Linked DNA regions of Homo sapiens: region 2 is linked to region 1. The links are chromatin loops, found by intact Hi-C in ENCODE. Cell type or tissue: K562. All regions are shown on one strand. Each heading gives the region's core, and the rest is flanking DNA. Links, peaks and the distances in the headings are about the cores only.

Region 1 (5,379 bases), core at 310-5,309:
AAGTACGTCTTCATCACAGGCTGTGACTCTGGCTTCGGGAACCTGCTGGCCAAACAGCTGGTTGATCGGGGCATGCAGGTGCTGGCTGCTTGCTTCACTGAGGAGGGATCCCAGAAACTTCAGCGGGATACCTCCTATCGGCTGCAGACCACCCTACTGGATGTCACCAAGAGCGAAAGCATCAAGGCGGCGGCCCAGTGGGTGAGGGACAAAGTGGGCGAACAAGGTGGGGCGAATTACATTCTTTGGCTTTCTTGGTTTCTCCTTCTTCCTCTTCCTCTCTCCCGAAGCATCTGACAGTATCAGAGACCCTGATGTCCAGATTGGGTGGGAGGGGTGATGTAGGGAAAGGCCCCTGCCTCAATCTGATTGGAAGCCACTGCATGGTTTGGCCTGTTCACATGAAGGGGTGATTTCCCAAGGAAGTTTTCTGTCCTGGAAACTCAGAGAAACGGGAAAGAGGTCTCAATAGGAAGCGAGGGGGGAAGATGTGTTCTGTGTGTCCAAACCTCTAAAAATGGACGTGCCTGGCTGGGCGTGGTGGCTCACGCCTATGAGCCCAGCACTTTGGAAGGCCGAAGTGGGAGGATCATGAGGTCAAGAGATCGAGACCATCCCGGCCAACATGGTGAAACCCCATCTCTACTAAAAAGTATAAAAATTACCTGGGTGTGGTGGCACGTGCCTGTAGTCCCAGCTACTCAGGAGGCTGAGGCAGGAGAATCACTTGAACCCGGGAGGCGGAGGTTGCAGTGAGCCAAGATTGCGCCACTGCACTCCAGCCTCGTGACAGAGCAAGAATCCCTCTCAAAAAGAAAAAAAAGAAAAAAAAAGGATGTGCCTCTCTGATGTTTCAGCAGTCCTAACCATCAGCTCCTGGGGAAATACAAACACATTTCTTGTTGGGATCAGGATGGGGGAGGGGGAATGAGACAGGAGGCTGGATCCCATGAGTGGGTGCAGTTTGTCTCCTTGACTATGTCAGGCAGGGGAGAAAGAGATCTGGTCTCTTCTTGACATCATGGTGGGTGTTGATTTGACTTCAGGGCAAGTATGTATGTCACAGTGGCTGCTCCTATTGGGAAAGGAAGCTGTGGACTGGGGCTGGCCCAGGACTGTGTGGGGACCTGCCTCATGCACTTCCAGCACACAGGGTGTGGGCCCAGGAACAGGAGGAACAGGATGGCTGAGTTGCAGAAGCAGCAGACTAGAGGAAGTCCTCCCTCCTAAAGGAACTAGTCTGGAGCCCATGCGCAGGTCAGGGCAACAGAGCCCTGGAGCCAGGGGGATCTAGACAGTAACTCCCTGCTTGATTCTTCTCCTTAGCACTTATCACTAGTCAATGTACAATAGATTTTACTTATTTATTGTCTGTTTCCTCTGCTAGAATAAAGCTTCCTGGGGACAAGGATTTTTGTCCCTTTTATTTACTGTACATCCTTAGTACCTAGAATAATGTCTGGCACCTAGTAAGGTACTGAATAAATAGATTTGAGTGAGCTAATTAATTAATAATTCAGCAAGAGTGAGCCTCTGTCTTCAGCAGGCTGTCTCAGCCAGTTCCCTACATTCAGCCTTGAGCCACTTGCCTTAATACCTCACTTAGCATGTGAGTTTCCTGTTGCTATTGTAACAAATAACACAACTGTGGGGTCTGAAGACAATACAAACATATTATCTTGTAGTTGTGGAGGAGTAATGTCTAAAATAGGCCTCACTGATCTAAAATCAAAGTCAGCAGAGCTGTGTTCCTTCTAGAGGCTGTAGAGGAGAATCCGTCTCATCGACTTTTCCAGCTTCCAGAGGCAGCTGGCATCCCCTGGCTCCTGGCCTGCTACCTCCATCTTCAAGGCCCGCAAGGTTGGGCCCAGTCTTTTTCACACTTTTCTCAAGCTCTCTGATTCTCCGGTTTCTGCCTCTTTCCACTTAGGACTTGTGATTATATTGGGCTCACCAGGTTAATCCAGGATAATTTCCCGTGTTAGCTTCCTCCCTAACTTTAAGGACAATTAATTAGCAACCTCCATTCCACCTGCAACCTTAATTCCCCTTTCCCATGTAATCCAGCAGATTCACAGGTTCCAGAGATAATGAGGATGGGGACATCTTTGGGGGACCATTATTTTGCCTAAGCCACTTGGCAATATCCTGGTCTAAGAAACACTGGGAACTGGGGTGGGTAGGGGGATGGGAGAGGAAGTTCTTTCATGCTTTCTCATTGCTCCTGAATGGAGAAAGGCAGGGAGACTGGGTAGGGGCATGGCTTGGGTGGGGACCCCAGCCCTAGAGGGAGGGGTGGACTAGGATTTATGTTTGTGTTGAGACCTGCCCTCAGGAGACAGTGGGATGCGCCTGCAGAGTATCTTGGGGCTGCTGAGGCTGGGGCTGTGGTGCGAATCACCAGGCAGTAGGACTTGGGGAATCCTTGCATGAAGGAGCTGGAAGGGGTCCTTGAGGAGTGTTTAGAGGGGTTTACAGTAGAACCCCAATATGTAAAACAAATGAAAGGAGAGCTTCTCCTGCATTTTCCTCCCCCTAGAAGGCTTGCAAAATACAGCCTGGAAACAACTGTTTTAGTCTAATCTGATGAAGAGCCTGAGGCCCAGAGAGGGAAGTGACTTGTTCAAGGCTGGAGGTAAAACCAGGACTGGACCTGAAGCTCTTCAACCCTGGGCCCCTGCAGAGTTGAATGACAACACTTAGCATTATTTCTTTCCATTTGTACCAACCTAATTGAAATATCTCAAGGATAGTCCTCATCACATTTTCCATAATTATTTTATTTAAATATTTTATATATTTATTTATAAATATTATTATTTCCTTCTAGGCTTGTGAGTTCCTTGAGGGATAAGATGCTGTGTTGTTCATTTTATGTCTCCTTTGCCCTGTATTTTACTTTATTTTATTTTATATCGTTTTATTTCATTTTATTTTTAGAGACAGAGTCTCACTCTGTCACCCAGGCTGGAGTGCAATGGCACCATTATAGCTCACTGTAACCTCGAACAAGGTAACCTGTAACCCGGGCTCAAGTGATTCTCCCACCTCAGCCTCCCAAGTAGCTAGAACTACAGGCACATACCACCACGCCTGACTAATTTTTTTTCTTTTTTTGTAGAGACAGGGGTCTTACTCTGTTGCTCAGGCTGGTCTCAAACTCCTGGCCTCAAGTGATCCTCCCACCTCAGCCTCTCAAAGGGTTGTGATTACAAGTGTGAGTCACTGCACCTGGCCTCCTTCACCCTGTAATTGTCACAGACTAGATAAATGCATGAATAAATGTGTGAAGATGAATGAATGAATGGATTGATTTTGGTAGTATGTGAAATGCAGTTGGTTATACTTAAGTGAATAGAGAGGGAGAAGTATGATGGGGAAGGGATCTAAACATTAATTCATTGGTATGAAAATGAAACTCTTATCCCAAAGCTGATAGCTGAAATGCTGTCACCTAACACCTCGATTGTAGCTAGTACAGAGCGCCAGCTAGCCGGCAGACTTTATGTGAATCAGGAAAAAGTGTCCCTTCAGGGAAAACGAGTTAGTAAAAGACACACCTTCCTTTTATGTTATAGCCTGACCGAGTTATGTCTTGTGCACCTGCTCAACCATCCTTGAGGGCACTGAGCCGGTGGGGAGCAGAACTTGGTTCTTTCCCAGGCCCACTGATGATTTCTGTGTGGTTCATCTCACCCCCAGGCCTCTGGGCCCTGGTGAACAATGCTGGTGTGGGCCTGCCCAGTGGTCCCAACGAATGGCTGACCAAGGATGACTTTGTGAAGGTGATTAATGTGAACCTGGTGGGACTGATCGAAGTGACCCTTCACATGCTGCCCATGGTCAAGAGAGCCCGGGGCAGGGTTGTCAACATGTCCAGCTCTGGTGGTCGTGTGGCTGTCATTGGTGGTGGCTACTGCGTCTCCAAGTTTGGCGTTGAGGCCTTCTCTGACAGCATAAGGTAACTGGGCCCTGGTACTGAACAATTCTGGGTGAAAATCCCAGAGATTAGAGAGGGTTGGGAGTGACAGCATGTGGGCAGGGGAATTCCGCAGACAGGAAGCTAACACAATAGCAGAAGGAAGGTTAGACCTCAAGGTGCTTTCTCCAAGGACCAAGAGCAGGGATGAGGAGAAGAGGTAGGGTGGAAATACAAGGCATCAGGTGGGCCTTCCCTTGAGCGGCACCAGGGTGAGTGAAACCCTGTTTGGGCCTGTGAGAGGAGGGAGAGTCCCCCAAACAGACAGACAGGCCTGGAGGCACAGGTCCCCTCTGGGAGGTCCTTAGAGGAGCGTGCAGGCCTTGTGTATATCCACACCATTCACCGTGTGGGTGTTGAGTGAGGGGTTGCTAATGGGAGGGACCTGGTGGGAGGCAAGGCTTTGGCCTAGATTCTCTATTGACTTCTTCCCGCTGGTTGTGCCTAATGCAAATTGCCCAGAGACTGTTGGGCCAGTTTTGGAAAGGGCTGAGTCCCTAAGGAAGGGCTTATTTGCACAAAGGCAATGCCAGGGCCAAGTACAGGGGTGAGAGAAGCATCTCTAGGTTCCTGAAAGACCAGCCCATCCAGAGGTGACTCTCCGTGATGATTGTCATCTTGGGGCCCAGACTGACTGCAACTCTTCTTTCCCAGGCGTGAGCTCTACTACTTTGGGGTGAAAGTCTGCATCATTGAGCCAGGGAACTATCGGACAGCCATTCTCGGCAAGGAGAACCTGGAGTCACGCATGCGAAAGCTTTGGGAGAGGCTGCCTCAGGAGACCCGGGACAGCTACGGAGAGGATTATTTCCGCATCTGTAAGTTCCTGGGGCAGGAGAGGGGTCTCTGAGGGGGGCGAGTGGGTCTTGGGGTCATTAGCTGGCTTTCCGTTTACAGATGGTGAGACAAAATGCAGAGGAGTTCAGGACCCAAGGTCACATAGTGGCACAGCTGGGGTTTGAGAATAGAGAGCAAGTGGCAGAATCATCACTTCTGGAGCAGCCCGGGGAGTTAAGGGCAATTCAGCCCACTCCTGGCACCTGCCCCCACAGCATCATGATGCAGGGGAATCAGGTGAAAATGCACTGAGATAAATACAGCAAAGAGATCAAGGGCATGGCTGCTGGAGCCGGACTGCCTGGGTTCAAATCCTGGCTCTACTACTTACCAGCTAGGAGACTTTGGACCTATTACCTAGTTTTCCCATGCCTCAGTTTTCTTATTTACAAAATGGAGCTAAAGATAGTGCCTCCCTCATGGGGTTGTTATGAGGGTTAGTATGTGTGAAGTACTTTGCACATTCTGAGTGCTTGTTAATAAAGAAGAAAATGAGCACATGGGGATTTAAAAGGGAGGGTCTCTAGGCAACTCTCTTTCTTTCCCTGAGCTGAGGGTCTCCT
Region 2 (5,379 bases), core at 64-5,063, 91 kb after region 1:
TCTGGGCAACAGAGCAAAACTCCATCTCCAAAAAAAAAGAAAAAAATTAGCCAGGGATGCTGGTGCCTGCCTGTAGTCCCAGCTACTCAGGAGGCTGAGGCATGAGAATTGCTTCAACCCAGGAGGCAGAGGCTGCAGTGAGCTGAAATTGTGCCACTGCACTCCAGCCTGGGTGACAGCGTGAGACTCTTGTCTCAAAAAAAAAAAAGAAAAAAGAGAGAAAGAAAAGAAAAAGAAAGAAAGTAAGAAAAAAAAATATCAACAGAGTAAACAGACAACCTACAGAATGGGAGAAAAGTTTTGCAAACTATGCGTCTGGCAAAGATCTAATATCTAGCACCTATAAGAAACTTAAACCAATTTACAAGGGAAAAAAAACATTAAAAAGTGGACAAAGGACATGAAAAGACACTTTTCAAAAGAAGACATAACATGTGGCCAAAAAGCATATGGAAAAAAAAGCTCGACATCACTGATCATTAGAGAAATGCAAATCAAAACCACAATGAGATACCATTTCACACCAGTCTGAATGGCTGGTATTAAAAAGTCGAAAAATAACAGATGCTGGGAAGGTTGTAGAGAAAAACACCTATACACTGTTGGGAGTGTAAATTAGTTCAACCGTTACAGAAAACAGTGTGGCAATTCCTTAAAGACCTAAAGACAGAACTACCATTCAACCCAGAAATCCCATTACTGGGTATATACCCAAAGGAATGTAAGTTACTCTATCATAAAGACACATACATGCATATGTTCATTCCAGCACTATTCACAATAGCAAAGAGATGGAATCAACCTAAATGCCCATCAATGATAGACTGGATAAAGAATGTGGTACATAAACACAATGGAATACTATGTAGCCATTCAAAAGAATGAAATCACGTCCTTTGCAGGGACATGGATGGAATTGGAGGTCATTATCCTTAGCAGACTAATGCAGGAACAGAAAACCAAATACTACATGTTCTCATTTATAAGTGGAAGCTAAATGATGAGAACACATGGATATATAGAGGGGAACAATGAACACTGGGGTCTATCAGAGGGTTGAGGGTGGGGATAGGGAGAGGATCAAGAAAAATAACTAATGGGTACTAGCCTTAATACCTGGGTGATGAAATAATCTACACAACAAACCCCATGATACACGTTTACCTATGTAACAATCCTTCACGTGTACCCCGATCTTAAAATAAATGTTAAAAAAAGAAACCTTTCTTCTTTTCTAATATAGGCATTTAGTGTTATAAATTTCTCTCTAAGCACAGCTTAGCCCCACTCCACAAACTTTAATGTACCACATTTTCATTTTCACTCAGTTGAAATATATTCTAATTTTTCTTTGTATTTCTTTTTTAATCCATGCATGTATCATTTAGCCAAATATTTTGTAATTTTCCAACTACTGGGAGATTTTTTGGATACTTTTCTGTTATTTATTCCTAATTTAATTCCATTGTGGTCAGAGAACATACTTTTTAAGGTTTAGAAGATTTTCTTTCTTTCCCAAGGTGAAGGAGAGACCCCTGCCATGGGACTCTCCCTGATAGCCCTCGTGGGCCTGTACTACCTTCTGCGCTGGTAGTGGGAGAGACAGGTGGTGAGCCTCCCTTGAGATAACTGCTTCATCATGGGCTGTGACTCGGGCTTCGGGAATCTGCTGGCAAGACAGCTGGATACGCAAAGCTTGAGGGTGCTGGCTATGTGTCTGATGGAGAAGGAGGCAGAGCAGCTGAGGGGCCAGACTTCAGACAGGCTGGAGACGGTGACCCTGGACATCACCAAGACAGAGAATATCGCTGCAGCCACCCAGGGAGTGAAGGATGCATGGGGGACAGAGTACAGTGCAGGGGATGGATGGCGGGGGCAGTGGGGGAGTCTGTCCTTCAGACAAATTGCTTTGTCCTCAATGTCTCTGGTTAGCCAGATAATGTTCCAGGTACAAAATATTAGGGGTTAGCTTAGGCATATACTGGGGATGTGTTTTCATTGCTGACAGATACATTATGAATGATGACTGTTCTTAGGACTGACAAATACAAGCATTTTTATGAGAACAGTGAATGAATGCTTGGAATCAAGATTGCTCTGAAATATTCAGGTTGTGTGGTACGTGTATATATCTGGGTAGAAGGAGGGAATGAATGAAAGATAGGGAGGTATAGATAATAAAGGTATAGAAACTGGTATAGAAAGCAAACTGCAAGAACAGTGGCCCTCAAAAATCCAGGGCATGAAAATGCTAACTTAGTAAATAAGAGGTGCTTATTCTTTTTCACTCTTATTTGGAGAAACTTACTTCACAAAAGGATTCTTAGCTGCATCCTTTAAAGCAGGAGGTAATTACACTGTCTACATTTTATTTTGCCTTACTGAGGGTGGATCACTTGTGTAAATCAGTGTTTTCCAAGCTTACTTAATCATAAGATGAGAAAGACCTGATTAATCGAGGGGGATTCTTAATAAGTTTTATTATTCAAAAAGTACCCCTAGCTGAGTCTTAGTATGAGGCAATCAAATCACATCTATATTCTGATCACTAAGGCATGGTCTGTGTTTTTCTAGGTGTTGTTTTCCTACCATCAGTTGTAAGCTAGAGTTTTTGAAGCAGCCCAGGGAATTGGCAGAAACTTTGTGAGCCTAACCAAAGACTGTAAGACAAGAGCCAAATTTCAATGATTGCTGGAGAAACTCCAAAGCAGGCCATTTGGGGCCCTCTGGTGGCTGGGGGGTACACCGAGCAGGACAGCAGGACCAGCTGCAGCTGAGTTCCAACATGCCATTTTACACATTCCCTTGACTTATCATGGCAGATCTTGACTCTCATCCTTGCATCAATGTGGCACAGGCCTCAGGGCCAGCTGGCATCCTACACAAGTCCTCTGAGGGGTGAGGGACAGAAAACCCCACAGGGAGAGGCTGAAGCCAAAAGGTCTCCTAATCAGCCTGAGGCACCAGGAATAAACTTAAGGTCCAACAAAGTCAGGTCTTTTGTCCTATTGCCATGAGGAAGACTGCATACCAGGGGACTCATGGGTTGTCTGATCAAAGGAAAAGAGAATTATTATAGGATATGGAGATGAAGCAATTTCTTGATAGACTCCAAGCAAAGCAGGGCTCTGTGAAAAGAGATCAACTCCAGGTCTGGATTACAAAATGGTCCCAAGGTCTTGTTTCATTAGAAAGCACAGTTTAGATGTGAAATGTTTCCAGCAACCCCTATCTAAAGTTCTGCACCTGGGTTATATAATGAGGCTGCTTCTGTGTCAAAGTGACTCAGGCAAGGGTGGGATATTCATTTTTATGATATAATTTTTTTAGACATGAGGTTTTGCTTTATTCCCCAAACTGGTCTCAAACTTCTTGCCTCAAGCCATCCTCCCACCTTGGCCTCCCAAAGTGCTGGGATTATAGATGTGAGTCACCATACCTGGCCTCTTACAATAGAATTTTAAACACTGAAGTGTTTGATAGTCTTTGCTTTTACAGAACAAGATTTCTCAGTGAGTAAAAAGTCTATAGTCACTCAAAGAAAGAGGTCGTTAAGACACTTTACAGTTGCAGCATGTCCTTCAAAAAACCCTTTGGCCAGCCAGAAAGATACTTTCTCTGTTCAAATTAATATTTACTTTCTCAAGGATCAGGGCAGGGCATTGAGAGGGGTGAGTGCAGGAGAGGGAGGTTGGTGAGCAGCACAAGGACTTGCCTTCTTTAGAATTCAATCTGTAGTTATCTTGCATTTCCCTCCTGCACATATCCCTTCTGCTCCAAATTTTGAAAGGAAATAGGGAATTAATATTCTCTCCCTGACCCTGGAGTCCTCCCGTCCCCGGGGCCTTGGGTCCAGGCATGACCAAAGGAAGTGAATATTTTAGCCCTGGGACTATTTCTGTTTGAGGAAAGTAAAATGTCTTCCTTTTGAGATTTGAGCAAGCAAAGCCTTCTTACAGCTCTTGACAGCAGCATAGATTTGTGGTTAAAACTCACAAGGAAACCGCTTAATCTGTTTTTCTTAGGTTTCTGATTTACTTGGCAACAAACTAAGGCCAAAAAAAGGCCGGGAAAATGGAATCCCTTCTGTCTTTGCTCCCGCCTGGCTAGCTTTCTACCCACGTGGATTACCCCCCTGGCATGCTCAAACAGCTGAAGATTCTAATGCCTCATAAATAAAACTGTGTGATAGTTTTTAATAAACAAAAACAAAATCTTTTTAAAATGTGGCTATCACTAGTTCACTGAAAATTACTTGGCTACCATTAATTTGTTTTAACATAATTACTTATCACTTTTCATCTTGCAGGATCAGGAATTTGTTTCAGGTAATGATAACTAATCTATAATTTATTTTTAAATGCCATAATGTTTAGGAACAAATTTAATCAACTAATGAGGTTGATATATTCTAATTACACTCAAATCAGTGTTTTTTATTTTGCTATTGTCCTTATAATCTGGAGAAAATAATGTTTGAGAACCAAAAGAAATTTTGTGGATCCTTGAAAATTTCCTAGACACAGAGCCTACAGTAAAGTGGCCATGCTAGAAATGCTTCTTTATTTCTCTCCTCTTCCTCTCCCTTTTATAGGAATAAAACTCAGACGAAAAAGGACCTCTGCTATCTCAGATATAAATCTGACTAACTGACTAAAGATTGAAGAGTTTCACAAAGTCATAACCCTCCTTGTTTTCAGAAATAATCCCATTACACCTTGAGGACCTAAATCCCAACTTGCTGGTACTGGCAGCTTCCTAGGTTCACCTTGCCCAACTTTTTCCTCCTCTCTGAACCTAACCCTCTTTTTAAAGGCAATTCCCTCCTTGAACACCTCCATGATGATTCTGTTACAGTAGGTAGCTAGTCAGAGGTGAGCAGGGCAGGAGAGGGCCACTCTCAGCCCCCACCACCAGGAATGTCAGGCAATAATCAGGTGATGGTCAGGCAGTTGTTGCATTGTCTCTAAAAAATAATTGGTCACAGCCAGCACCAGCGAAAGCAACCTCCCAATAGATAGAAACACCCAAACCTAGTAATTAGCAGCTTCCCAATAAGATCTCAGGATTAGGCAAGTAGGCTCAAGAATGCACCCTAAGAGGCAAAATGGCAGACAACCTTCCTCTAGGAACACTGGACTGGTAAGGGAAAAACACCTCATATGAGCGTGCCTACAACTCCAGCAAACACGCTGCACATGTGGCCTCTCCCAAGTGCTAGCAGTCCACTGTGTATGCAGAGAGCCCATCCCAAGGGAAGAATCAGGAGAGAAGGACAGCAAGATCCCAGAGGTATGCCAACATATAAAACCCCAGTCAAACCATGTGCTTGATCTCTCAGGTCGATGATTGGCCCTCTTCCAAGCGTACTTTACTTCC

The links. A loop is a pair of places that touch in the nucleus more often than their neighbours do. Peaks named below come from ENCODE experiments on the same cell type or tissue, not always from the same donor. Only the 100,000 strongest peaks of a DNase experiment are listed, where the experiment ranks them.
Region 2: it touches region 1 in a loop (8-fold over the local background); 2 of 110 quality-filtered maps call a loop at or near these places.

The regions. Positions count from the first base shown.
Region 1 is chr12:56,928,808-56,934,186 of GRCh38, reverse strand. SDR9C7 (short chain dehydrogenase/reductase family 9C member 7) reads left to right here. Exons shown (of 4, transcript NM_148897.3): 1 at 1-226; 2 at 3,703-3,961; 3 at 4,634-4,797. Among named protein-coding and RNA genes, the nearest start is that of SDR9C7, 2.9 kb to the left of the region's middle. In K562, for the core only: no CTCF peak of the experiment used is centred there; a DNase peak (open chromatin) is centred at 2,606; H3K4me3 peaks cover 213 bases.
Region 2 is chr12:56,837,437-56,842,815 of GRCh38, reverse strand. No RefSeq gene overlaps it. Among named protein-coding and RNA genes, the nearest start is that of HSD17B6, 77 kb to the right of the region's middle. In K562, for the core only: a CTCF peak has its summit at 2,729 (motif pointing left); a DNase peak (open chromatin) is centred at 2,735.